Regions from separate parts of the Mus musculus genome. Here all the other regions are linked to region 3. Evidence: chromatin contacts called from ENCODE Hi-C or POLR2A ChIA-PET data. All regions are on one chromosome and are shown on one strand. The core of a region is the stretch at or near the end of the contact, and the rest is flanking DNA. Distances in the headings are between cores, read along the strand shown. Region 1 overlaps Ergic1 (endoplasmic reticulum-golgi intermediate compartment (ERGIC) 1). Region 2 holds the start of Crebrf (CREB3 regulatory factor). Region 3 holds the start of Dusp1 (dual specificity phosphatase 1). Region 4 has its middle 13 kb from the start of Atp6v0e.

What was found. A loop is a pair of places that touch in the nucleus more often than their neighbours do. ChIA-PET counts read pairs that join two places held with the same protein, here RNA polymerase II (POLR2A).
Region 1: POLR2A ChIA-PET joins it to region 3 with 56 read pairs in Patski. The contact joins the enhancer-like site here to the promoter of Dusp1 in region 3. A Hi-C loop is called at or near these places in 17 of 37 maps with a recorded cell type or tissue (CH12.LX, Patski, adrenal gland and 4 more). POLR2A ChIA-PET finds 5 or more read pairs at or near these places in 3 of 5 experiments (Patski and embryonic stem cell).
Region 2: POLR2A ChIA-PET joins it to region 3 with 28 read pairs in Patski. The contact joins the promoter of Crebrf here to the promoter of Dusp1 in region 3. POLR2A ChIA-PET finds 5 or more read pairs at or near these places in 3 of 5 experiments (Patski and embryonic stem cell).
Region 4: POLR2A ChIA-PET joins it to region 3 with 38 read pairs in Patski. The contact joins the enhancer-like site here to the promoter of Dusp1 in region 3. POLR2A ChIA-PET finds 5 or more read pairs at or near these places in 4 of 5 experiments (Patski and embryonic stem cell).

The regions. Positions count from the first base shown.
Region 1 is chr17:26,644,293-26,647,388 of GRCm38, reverse strand. All of the region lies in intron 9 of Ergic1 (endoplasmic reticulum-golgi intermediate compartment (ERGIC) 1), which reads right to left. Gm41553 (a long non-coding RNA gene) reads right to left here. Exons shown (of 2, transcript XR_876696.2): 2 at 1-3,096. Among named protein-coding and RNA genes, the nearest start is that of Gm41553, 4.1 kb to the right of the region's middle. Within about 2 kb of position 1,813, at least 1 of the 3 ENCODE cell types and tissues checked has a DNase peak (open chromatin) inside an H3K27ac peak, as active enhancers do; it is heart, where a contact is called at or near this core.
Region 2 is chr17:26,714,349-26,717,424 of GRCm38, reverse strand. Crebrf (CREB3 regulatory factor) reads right to left here and starts at 1,775. Exons shown (of 9, transcript NM_029870.2): 1 at 1,651-1,775.
Region 3 is chr17:26,507,157-26,509,877 of GRCm38, reverse strand. Dusp1 (dual specificity phosphatase 1) reads left to right here and starts at 1,406. Exons shown (of 4, transcript NM_013642.3): 1 at 1,406-1,921; 2 at 2,159-2,304; 3 at 2,674-2,721. The coding sequence starts at 1,555.
Region 4 is chr17:26,661,704-26,664,403 of GRCm38, reverse strand. No RefSeq gene overlaps it. Among named protein-coding and RNA genes, the nearest start is that of Atp6v0e, 13 kb to the left of the region's middle. Within about 2 kb of position 1,305, at least 2 of the 3 ENCODE cell types and tissues checked have a DNase peak (open chromatin) inside an H3K27ac peak, as active enhancers do.

The DNA.
Region 1 (3,096 bases), core at 564-3,063, 140 kb before region 3:
TGGTTACCACTCAGCATGTCATGTCCTCTAGACCTCTTATCCTCGGTCCCTAACTGGAGGGCAGTCTGAGGGAAAGGGCGCTTAACTGAAATACCCATTCCTACCCTACCACAAAGCTGCACCTTGGTTGAGCACCGACAGCCTGCCCTGGGACACTGTTTCCTTCTGCTTTCTTTCTCACTCAGTGCTGTGACTGTGCCAAAGGGGAGAAGACGGCTCGTCCAAGGTCATGCAGCCATTAAGAAAGCAGGCATCACCGAGCCTGGGTTCGAGAGGTTGCAGGCCTGTTTTTCCTATTAGACCACCTTGTCCCGCCCTTCAGTGCATCTCCTTGTATATGGTGAACTTCTAAGCCTATTGTATTTGTTTTCTTGGTTTTTCTATGAGGGCCTTCCACAGCAAATATCCTGCAATCAGGATATCTGAAACCCCTGCTTACAGACGTTGGTAGGTTAGAAGCTTCGCATCATTGAAAACCCCACCCCACCTCCCATGGTGCCCACTGCCTGCTTTCCTATCCCTCTCACCCTGTAGAACCGACTTTAGAGACCTGAGTGTGAGACCTTCCCCCTCATTCTGCCCCATTCCGTCCACCTGCCCTGCACACAGCTCTCCAAAAGACCCCTTTGCACTCAGCTGCCCCAGATGGGACAGATCCCAAGGCCCCTGCACATCCCAGCCCTGAATCATGGAGCTTCTGCTTTGGGTTTTGTTCTGTCCTGCACATCACAGTGATGGTACGGGAGGGGACCAAGGTGTGCACACTTGTAGCTCTTGGTTCAGGGAAGAGAAGCAGGCAGAGGAGAGAATCCAGCCATTCGGAGGAGGGTGTGAGACTGTTCCCTGTCCAGGTAGCAAAGTGGCCCTTTCTTAACTTATATAACCTTAGATGAGTGTAAAACTCTGTCCCCCCAACCGTGTGTGTGTGTGTGTGTGTGTGTGTACAGAAACATGCACACACGCGTGTGCCAGACCCCTAGGAGCCATCTATCTTAGGACAGGGTCTCTCTCTGGTTGGGAACATGCTGAGCAAGCCGGCTGGCCAGTGAGGCCCCAGGAGCCAGCTGTTTCTGCCTCCCAGCTGTGAGGTTGCAAACACACACCACCATACCCCAACTCTTTTCAAGCAAGCTAATGCCTCAGACCTACCCACCAACCAAATGAAACTAAGCCAAACAGTGCTAGGGGCCAAACACCAGCTTCCTGCCTGCTAAGTGTGCGCTCTTCCACTGAGCTATGCCCCAGTCCTGCTGGTTCCAACCAACTCTTCCGGCCTCCTCAGCTCTTGCTATGAAAGGCAGGCAGACACCCAACAGACGCAGGTCCCGGCAAACCTCACTGGTGTCTTCTGTACCAAGAGGGTCATGACTTCCAGGGCCTCTGTGGCTGTGCCACTCTTGAGAGCCCTTGCTTGTGAAGATGGATGTGGTGAGGAGAAGATGTTGGTGGGCACGGGGCTCAAGTCCCAGCTCATCATTTACGAGCTGTGTGGTCTTGGAAGAGTTTCTTTACTTCTCTGAGCCTTAGTTGAACTCATATCTAAAACACAAACTAGAATCTACTCAGAGGTTCCTGGGAAGGTTAAGGGCTAATTACAAAATTGCCTGATACGTGGCAGGCACTTAATAAAGGTAGTCACTATCACCTCCGTAAGCAGCTGTCCCTTACACATCTGTGAACACTGAGTCTGGGCCAGGCCCTGTGCTGCAATCTGGGGACACTGATAAGTGAATCATGACACCCAGAGGCTATAACTGGCCCTGGCAGCTGTGAGGTACAATCTCCAGCATGGGGCATGGGGCATTCTTCTCCTGGGAAGAAAAGCAAGGTGTGGGGGGGGAGCGTGACAGTGGGAAGAATATAAGTGGGTGGGGCTTACTCCAGCAAAATTCCCTCATCTGGCGGCCCCTAAGTGTCTCTTCAGTTGAAACAGCCGCATGATAGCGTTCAAAGGGCGCATGCCATCAGCCGCTGTACTTTCTGGTGGGCGAGAGCTCTTACAGTCACCAACTCAATTTGTCACCTTAAGGCTTCTGGGTATTCCCTCTCTCAGATAAAATAAGTCATGCAAAGACAGAGATCTGACACCTCAAGTCACCCAATCTGTCACCACACCCACTTACAGGCAATCTCAGCTGACAGCAGGAGGGGGGGCTGGGACAGATATGGAGGAGTGGGGGTGGGGGAGATGTAGGCACGTGCACACTGCCAAATGCAAGGCTTATTCTTTTTGGGGAAGAATGCTCTGGTAACAGGTGTAGGTTTGACTGAGGTGTTGTGAGGTCCAGAGAGAGAAGCCTTGGGCAGCCTGGTACTGGGTGTGGTAGGGCATGTCCTCTGCAGACTGACTCTGAAGAGTCCAGAATCAGCCAGGTATCAGGTATGTGAAAAAGCTCTGCCCCTTATGCCATCCACAGCTGCTGCCCTTCCTCTGAAGTCGTCACATGACATCTTGGCCTAAGCACCCCCCCACACCCAGGGCTATTTGCAGAGGGCACTCACTTGGAGTTTAGAGCTTCGCACGCAAGTGTTTGGTATTAAGAGCCGAGGAAGAGAAGTCCGCGGCAGGTGTCTCCACTATGCCACAGCACCACCCACCCTCCACAGGCTCCAGGGGTCTTTGTGCAGTGTGTCTGAGAGCCAGCAGCATCCTCACATCTGCTGTCTCTTGACAAGAGGCTTTGAAGCTCCACAATGACGCAATCTGCCAGGAGCCAGCTGGTTCAGGAGCTGACCCCTACAGTTGTCATGGCAACCAAGATGGCAGCCTGAGGCCTTCCAGAAACAAACCAAGTTAATGTCAGGAGGTTCCATGGAGTGGTGTGGTTAGCAAGCCTGAGGATTTATGGGGCCTCATTCCAGCAGAAGTGGACCCAATGGTGACGGTTGACAGGTTGGGGGGCGTTGGGGGGGGAGATCTTCCCTGTGGCTTGTGGAACCTCCAGTTCTTGAAAGGTCAATGGCTCACCTTGACCTAACAGGGTCTCTCCCAAGGAGAGAGCTGGTTGGCCTTGGAAAGGCATGCTGGATTGGTGTCTCTGAAAACACAAGGCCCTTTCCAAGACAGCCTTCTTCTCCCTTTATGTCAGGGCTTTG
Region 2 (3,076 bases), core at 526-3,025, 210 kb before region 3:
CTCATCTTAAAAGCTTTAAAAAGCATTTAACAAGGCTAATATGGTGCCAAAACAATTCCAATTTTGTATCCACATTTCCCCATTTGGAGTATCTCTCAGCTTTTTTAAACTAGGCAACACTGAAAAATATTTTAAAGTAGAATTAAAGTGACAATCATTTTACCATAGGTCACAAAATTTACAAAAAATTCCTATTTCTGCTTTTGAAAAAATAAGTCAGACCTTCATTCTTTTTCTCATTTGCTGATACTGGATAGACAAAAGTCTAAAGACTCATCAGACCTAAATACTTTTCTCAAGGCTGTTTTCTCATTAAGTATGTTAGCTTCCAATTTATGTGAGCAAGGGAGGCAAATTAAGACTTGAAACACAAGGGCCTGATCTTTGGAAGATATCCACGTTTTTTTTTTTGTTTTTGTTTTTGTTTTTTTTGGGGGGGGGGTGGATAGAAACGCCGCTCACTCAATTTTGTCTGCTTTTCCAGTCCCAATTTTCTCTTTGCAATACCCAGAAAAGCAGAAGTTCCTCTGAATGCCTGCCTCTACACGGGAGACCTGGTACAGAAACACACCCCTAACTACAGAAATACCTCCTTAAGGTAGTCTTAAGATTCAGGCCTGCTCAGAAGTAGCAAAACGGTTTGTTTTCTTGGGTTAAAGGTGGGCGATTAAAGGGTTTGGTGGCAGGATCTACCAAGCAGCGGAGAGCCGACCAAGAAGGAGACGCCAGAGACCAAGCTTCATCTAGACCCAGGAACCGCCCCCTGGGAGGCTAGACTGCCCTCGCTACTTCCCTGGCCGCCTCCACTCGGGAGCGGCTGAGCCGGGTCAGGCTCCTCCGGGCATCTTCCGGGTCCCTCCGGGACTCTAGCCCACACCCAGCCCGCCCGGCCCGCGCCCCGCTCGGCTCGGCTCCTCGCCCTTTGCCCCGTCTCCGCCCCGCTCAGTGACAACCCCCGTCCCCAGGCCCGTCCCCTCCCATCTAATATGGCCGCCCTGTCGGACCAACCCCCAGCACAGCCTAACTTACTGGGGGGGAGGGGGGGCGCGGCACCGCCTCCCTGCGCCCATTGGCGCCACGGACCCCGTCTGCCTCCTCCATTGGACAGCACCGGCCGCCACTCGACAGCGAGGGCTCCGCCTCCGGGCTTTTCAAGCTGCTTAGAGAGGACATATAAACAAATCCCGAGAGGGAGGCCCCAGTCCCGCAGCCTCCGGGGAGGGGCCGGGGGGAACAGCAGCCCCACGACGCCCCTGCCCAGAGTTCTCCCGGTCCGCTCCTCCGTCCGGAGCCTTCTGAACACTAGCTGTGCCGGTCTCCCTCACACGCCCCTCTCCTCTCCTCTCCTCCCTCCCGGCCCCTCCCACCCGCTCGCCGCTCTGACAGGCCGGCTGCCGGCAGTCGCGATCCCTGGTTCCCGGGAGCGCAAAGGGCACGGCCCTAACGGGGTCGCCCGCCGGCGCGCGCCCGCCCTTTATATAACCGTCGGCCGCGGGGGCAGCCCGATTCGGCTCGCATCGGCGACCCCGTTCCGCGCGCCCTCGGCCCGGCGGCCCCCGCCCCGCTCTCCCGGAGCCGGGCACCCGCGCCTCTCACCCGCGGTTCTCTGCCGCTGCATCCCGCCCGCCCGTGCGACCGCTCGGCATTCACCTGAGGCTGAAGGCGGTTCAGGCACTGGATCCGGCCGCGCTTACGCGGCCGCGGGCCGTCTCCATGCTGCCTCGGTTTGTTTTGTTTATGTCCTTCCTGACGGGTTCCCGGAAATCGCGTGACTCGCCCCCCTCACGTGGGCCGCGGCGAGGAGGAGGAGGGAGGCGGGGGCCCGCCGCCCCAGGCCAATCGCGAGGCGCCCTGAAGTCTGGCCAATCAGAGGCTCGGCCGGGCTAGCGCCCGTCACGTGACACCAGAGGGGCGGGTTGCTGGGGAAAACCAGGAAGAGAGGGCGGAGCGGGGGCTAGTAGGCTGCTGCTGAGCGTGGGCGTGGGCCGCTGGGGATAGCGAGCAGTAAGCTCGCGTTCGTGCGTGATGTTCTTTTCAGAGGCTTCCATATTCAGTCTGTAGCCTCAGAACTAAGATGAAGGCCAAGGAGTCCAAATGCCCACTTTACAGTTTAACTGAACCACGGGGGATTACAGGAATATTAATTAGTAGGGGGCTGCATCGACATTCTGTTTAGTAAATGACGTTCCTGTTCCCCGATTGAATTGGCCTTCAGTTGTTTGTTCATTCATCAACTCATATTTATTGAGTCTGGATCCCCAGACCCTGAGTCGGCTGCATACATCTTTGGGATAGGACCTGTATTCAGCTGTAGAAACTGCTACTAGATGCTTTATGGACAAGACTGTCTAACCTGTGATAATGTGATGATTTACGCCTCTTAATCCTGTTGATATTTTATCGGATGTGTAGTTTGTGGTAGGTTCATTATCCCAAATAGTTCTCCGAACAGACACATACGATAAGAGAACTATTTAAAAAAAATACAAAAACAAACCTCAGGAGAATTATTGTTCAAGGAAACAACCTACCTAATTATAGCAGCCTGTGTTTCCAGAAATCTCTTTAGACTCTGGACCCTCCTGTCTTAGTCTTCTGGGTGCAGGGTTACTGGTCTGCACCCGCACACACATATGGACACAGAAAAACATACTTTCTTAAGCATAGGAAAAGAAGACTAAAGGACAGAGAAACCTCATCAGATTCCCTTCAAATAACAGTTTTCCCTTGGGAGTACTCGGGGTTTCAAAGCAGGCGAGGATGTAGGAAGGGGGTATTGTGATTGACCCCTGTGATCTCAGCACTGGAGATAAGGAAGCAGGAAGATTGAAGTGTGTTCTTAGCTACACTGAATTGCATGCCCGGATAAGACCAAGTCTCAAAGTAACCTTCCGCTCCCCGCCAAATTAAGACTCCCCCTCCCCCATGCACAAAGACTCAGGCAAGTGGTAGATCAGTGGTTCTCAACCTTCCTAAAGTTCCTTATGTTGTGGTGACCCCAACCATAAAATTATTTTCATTGCTACTTCAAAACAATAATTCGGCTACTGTTATAAATCGTAATATAATGTGTTTT
Region 3 (2,721 bases), core at 157-2,656:
TGAGATGTAGGGAGGGTGGTGTTATCTGAAGATTTCTTTGCTGTTCTTTTAGGATCAATGCTCAAAGGAATGTAAAAACGCCCTTTAAAAATAACGTATTCTGAATTTACAGAAGAATCTAGGCAGAGCGCAAGAGCTAAGAGAGGCCAAAGCGGACGTTGCTGGGCAAAGACACATGGTAGTAAGACACCTCCCCTTGCAAAGAGGAAGAAACCGCAGAATGTTCCTGACTCGGCACCCCTTCAGAGTGGTGCAATGTTTATGTTTGTGTATCCAACTCCGTGGTGTTGCGGCGGACTCACTGCCTACCCTGTAGTCATGGAGTTTTGTGGAAGGACACACACACACACACCATTTCGGTCTTCCCAGGTGTGATGAGTACAGTTTGTCCCACAGAGTGGCGGATTCAAGGCTCTTGGCCCTGAGTCCTTGGTGTGCTCAGCTTCTGTTCAGTGGAGATGAAAGGCACGAGGGCAGATGCCTTTAATCCTTAGTAAGTCAGGGACAGGAGGATCTCTATGAGTTCAAGACTAGCCAGAGCTACACAGCAAGATCCTCTCTGAAACAAACAAAACAAAACAAAAGAAAGTTGTGTTGGGGGACAGAGGAGCAGCGGCTAGCAGCATCCTCTTGATGCCACGCGACGACAATGTTCTGGGCCGTCCCTAGGCGGCGCTGTGGAGCTCTACCCAAGTCTCCCCCACCCCACCCCCCCAACCCCAATGTTAAACCTGGGCTCCAAAGATCTTGCAACCCTCCTCCCTTTGCTCCAAGTAAGTCCTCTAGGGACCACCGCGGTAAAGATAACACTCCGGGGTGGGGGGTGGGAACTAACTGGAAGCATTCCCTTGTTCAGCGTAAAACTTTTAAAGTGACATTCAAGAAGGACGTCTCAACTCTCGCCATTTGTCCTCGGTATAGCCAGAGGGCTATAGACCGAATTAGTCATCTCTCACTACCCACTCCCCTTTCCCGCTCAGCTCGCCACGCCCACCACTCCAGCAGCCAGAGCCGGGCCAGCTGAGAACGTGATACCAGGAGTGGCCCCGCTCGTTCGGCGGAGACCCGCGGAGGGGAGCAGGGCAGGTGTCCTCAGGCCGCGCGTCCTGGCCACCCGGGCTGGCAGCGCGCCGTCCTGCCTGCGAGCCCAGAGGACAGGAGGGTGGGGGCCGGGCTGCGAGCCAGCGCTCAGAGCCGAGAGGCTCCTAGGCCGATGACGTCTTTGCTTTTGGCTTTGGCGGCGCCAAGCTCGGTAGGGCGGGTGACGTCACCGCCCGGTCACGTGTCTGCCATTCAAACAAACAAACCGTTCTCCCCCACCCCCACCCCACCCCCCGCTTCTGTGCCGCGCCCGGGACCGCCCCCGAGAGGCTACATAAAACCGCGCTCCGTCGGACGAGCGCGCAGTGAAGGACTGGCGGGAGGAAAGCGCGGTGAAGCCAGATTAGGAGCAGCGAGCACTTGGGGACTTAGGGCCACAGGACACCGCACAAGATCGACCGACTTTTTCTGGAGAACCGCAGAACGGGCACGCTGGGGTCGCTGGGGCTGGCCATGGTGATGGAGGTGGGCATCCTGGACGCCGGGGGGCTGCGCGCGCTGCTGCGAGAGGGCGCCGCGCAGTGCCTGTTGTTGGATTGTCGCTCCTTCTTCGCTTTCAACGCCGGCCACATCGCGGGCTCAGTGAACGTGCGCTTCAGCACCATCGTGCGGCGCCGCGCCAAGGGCGCCATGGGCCTGGAGCATATCGTGCCCAACGCTGAACTGCGTGGCCGCCTGCTGGCCGGAGCCTACCACGCCGTGGTGCTGCTGGACGAGCGCAGCGCCTCCCTGGACGGCGCCAAGCGCGACGGCACCCTGGCCCTGGCCGCGGGCGCGCTCTGCCGAGAGGCGCGCTCCACTCAAGTCTTCTTTCTCCAAGGTACGCTCTAGCTCTGGCAGGACTTATGCCATCAGCTAGGGAAGGGGCGTCCCACCTGGAGTATGGGGGCGCCGGCGTCCAGTCTCCAGGGGCTTGTCAGTGGCTTTGTTTCACTCCCATAACAAAGACTTCCTTAAGCCTTCCTTGTAAACTCGCAGCCCCTGGTGGGTGAGTGGCTTGTCTCCAGGTACTGTGTCGGTGGTGCTAATGAGAAAATATGTACCTTTGTATTCTCAGGAGGATATGAAGCGTTTTCGGCTTCCTGCCCTGAGCTGTGCAGCAAACAGTCCACCCCCACGGGGCTCAGCCTCCCCCTGAGTACTAGTGTGCCTGACAGTGCAGAATCCGGATGCAGCTCCTGTAGTACCCCTCTCTACGATCAGGTTAGTAGGAGTCCGGGTCCATGCAGGGCAGGGAGGTGGCAGAGCTGGCAGAGGTCTAGGAGGATTGTGCCAGGAGGATATAGAAAGCGGCTGCAGCTTTATTTATACTAGCGGGGACACGAGGATCTTTAGTCCATCATGAAGCAATTGGATGGAGCTGAGTCTCCCAGTTGCTGGCACGGAAGAGCTTGTTGGCTCTGTCCAGGCCAATGGGCTTGATTCTTTACGAATATTTTAATATGTCAACAGCAGTGCTGAGGTCACCAGTTTCAGAAACTCCCGTTTTCAGCGGGGAGTTTTTGTGGGCATGGGTACTGGTGCTCACGCTGGACGAGCTTGACGAATGCTGGACTGTTTTTTTGACTTCAGGGGGGCCCAGTGGAGATCCTGTCCTTCCTGTACCTGGGCAGTGCCTAT
Region 4 (2,700 bases), core at 56-2,555, 150 kb before region 3:
CGAGTGAATGGGAACACAGGGTAGTCCTCTCTCTGTCTATCTCTCTTTGTGTCTGTCTGTCTTTTGAGACAATGTCTCCTTGCTGTCCTGGAACTTGCTCTGTAAACCAGGCTGGCCTGAGAGAGTCTCATGCTCCTATCTCCTGAGTGCCAGGAATTAAAGCATAGATCACTATGCTTGGCAGGTGGAGACGACTCTTTTGAGAAACCGGACTATGAAATGAGGAACAGAGCAGTAGCAGGAAGGATATGTGGAGAAAGAAGAGAATATGAATTTTCCAGCTTGTTTGCAAAGGAGAGCGATTTGCAAGGTTGCGGTGGCCTGAAGACTCTTGACGTTCTCCTTTATATAAGGCAAACATTTTCAGGTTCATATTGGTTTTTCAAGACAGGGCCTCTCTATATAGCTCTGACTATCCTGGAACTGGATCTGTGTAGACCAGGCCGGCCTCAAACTTAATTTGTATGCCTCCTCAGTGCTGGGATTAAAGGCCTATGTATAATGATGTGTATACGTCTGTATGTCACATGACTGCAGTGTCCATAGGGCCCAGGGCATGGAATCTCCCTGCAGCTGGAATTACAGGCAGTTGTACGCTGCCAGACATGGGCGCTGGGCGCTACACTCAGTTTCTCTGTAAGAGCAGTGCGCACTCGGAACTGCCCAGCCCGGCCTGCCTATCACTGGCCTCGCCACTCTTTCCACTTCACTCGTTATATTTTTTACTAATTTACCTCTCAACCATCAGATGTCCATCCAATACGCAAAGCCCCTCACTTTATCTCACTTCATTCCCTAAAACAATGGTCAGATCTGTACCTGGAGACAGTCTGCTTGTGATAAGGGCAAAGGGGACTCAATGCACTGTAGTGGCTCTGGTCTAGCTTGTCGGCAGTCACTCTGCCGCCTTGCTGAGGTCTCGGGGTATGTGACTCCTGCAGGATTTCATGATAACGAGGTGCATGAGCTATACGCCCTTGAGTAACTAGAACTCGAGGACCTTTGGATGTACCTGGTCCTTGCGAATGGGCATAGAGCAGACGCTCTACTTCTGCCGCAGTTTCTTGGACAGCCGGGAAGACAAGGTCTTTCAGAGCATGTAGGAGGGGGCATAGAGATGGTGTTTGAGGTTTATGCTGCGGTCCGAAGTCACCAAGGGATGGAACTGCCTACAATCTGGGTCCTGGCGGAACCACTACTACCCACCGGTTCCGGTTCCGGTGGCGTGCATTGCAGGCCCGGAAATGACATTTCTTGTAGCTCAAGCACAGAAGGGACGCGAGTCTGCGCTTCCTGCCTCAGGAAAGCAGAACAGCGCCCCCTGCGGCTGGAGTTGAGTCTCGGCATGTTCTCTCCGTGTAGCGGAGTAGGCAGGACCTCAGGCTGGAGCCCCTAATGGAACCGCTTTGTAGGGCCTGAAACAGAAGCTCATCGATGCTTCTCTGGCTTCAGTTTCTGGTTTTGTGTCGGGGACCGAACCCAGGGCTTTGGGACCCTTTCTAGCTTGGCTTGGTGTCTCATTCCTACTATTCCAGTACTGGGGAGGTGGAGAGCCCAGAGGATCAAAAGTTAAGAGCTGGCCTGGAGTGTATGAGACCCTTTCTCATAAATCAGCCAACCAACCAAGATATATCTGTTGGGTACTTCGACAGGCATTAGCCGGCTCGGATACCACTGAGGATGGACTCTGTCCAAATCTGCTTGGCCTCCCACCTCCTGCTTCCTTGATGACACACCCATTTTAAGATAGAGAAGCACTGCAAATTGCCCCTCTTTAAAATGTAAAATTTCAAAGGAAAGGGAGGATGCCCAGTAAACTAGGCTAAAAGCCCACCTTGCTTGCCATGACACCTCGGGCATTATTCCCAGAAGACAGCTCTTCCCTCACCCATTTACCCCACACCCGCACAAGCTGCTCTGAGACCTCCGTTGCCCAGCCTGCAACCTTTTCTTGGCCTTTTCTTACATCTCTCCTCCCGGCTGCCACAGCTGAGATTTACAGCCCACAAGATGGTTCTCAACTTCTTTTTGAGTCCATTTTAACAAAAATTATTTTTATCAAGACGAAGACCCACCTCCTATTTCCCAGCAACCCTTTTATCACTGAGCCACATGCAGCCCCAGTTCCTTGATGATGTCTTTTTAGTTTCTCTCCATTCCCAAACACCTCACCCCCAAACTTCACCCCCCCTTTCCCACCACAAAGGAGTCTGTAGAAATTACATGGGTTTCAAATGGAAAAAGAAAAAGAAAAAGAAAAAGAAAGAAAAATGAAAAAGGAAAGAAAAGGACATGACTGCTCCCAGGAACAGTGAAGGAGAAAGTTTATTGTAGATAAAAGGGAGACATAGCCAGAGGCGGACATAGCTGGAAGAGTCCAGGCTAGAACTGACCCTGAACCATGGGAAGATGGAAAGGGGAAGAGGAAGGGAGAGAGAGGAACCAAGTGCAGCAGTCGGGAGGCCAAAGGTACAAAAAGGAAGGGTGGGTAACCAGAATGTCTGGATTATATAGGGAAGAGTCTCTGGGGGGAAGCAGCACAGCTTGATTTCAGGGTAGAGGGCAGGGCTTGCCAGCCATACCATGTAAAGCATCCTGAGGGGTGCTGGGAGAACCTGGAGGCCAGGTGCACTGTAATATGTTAAGTAGGTACCTCAGTCAGGGTTTAAACTTAACAGATATATACTGCACAGTTGCTCT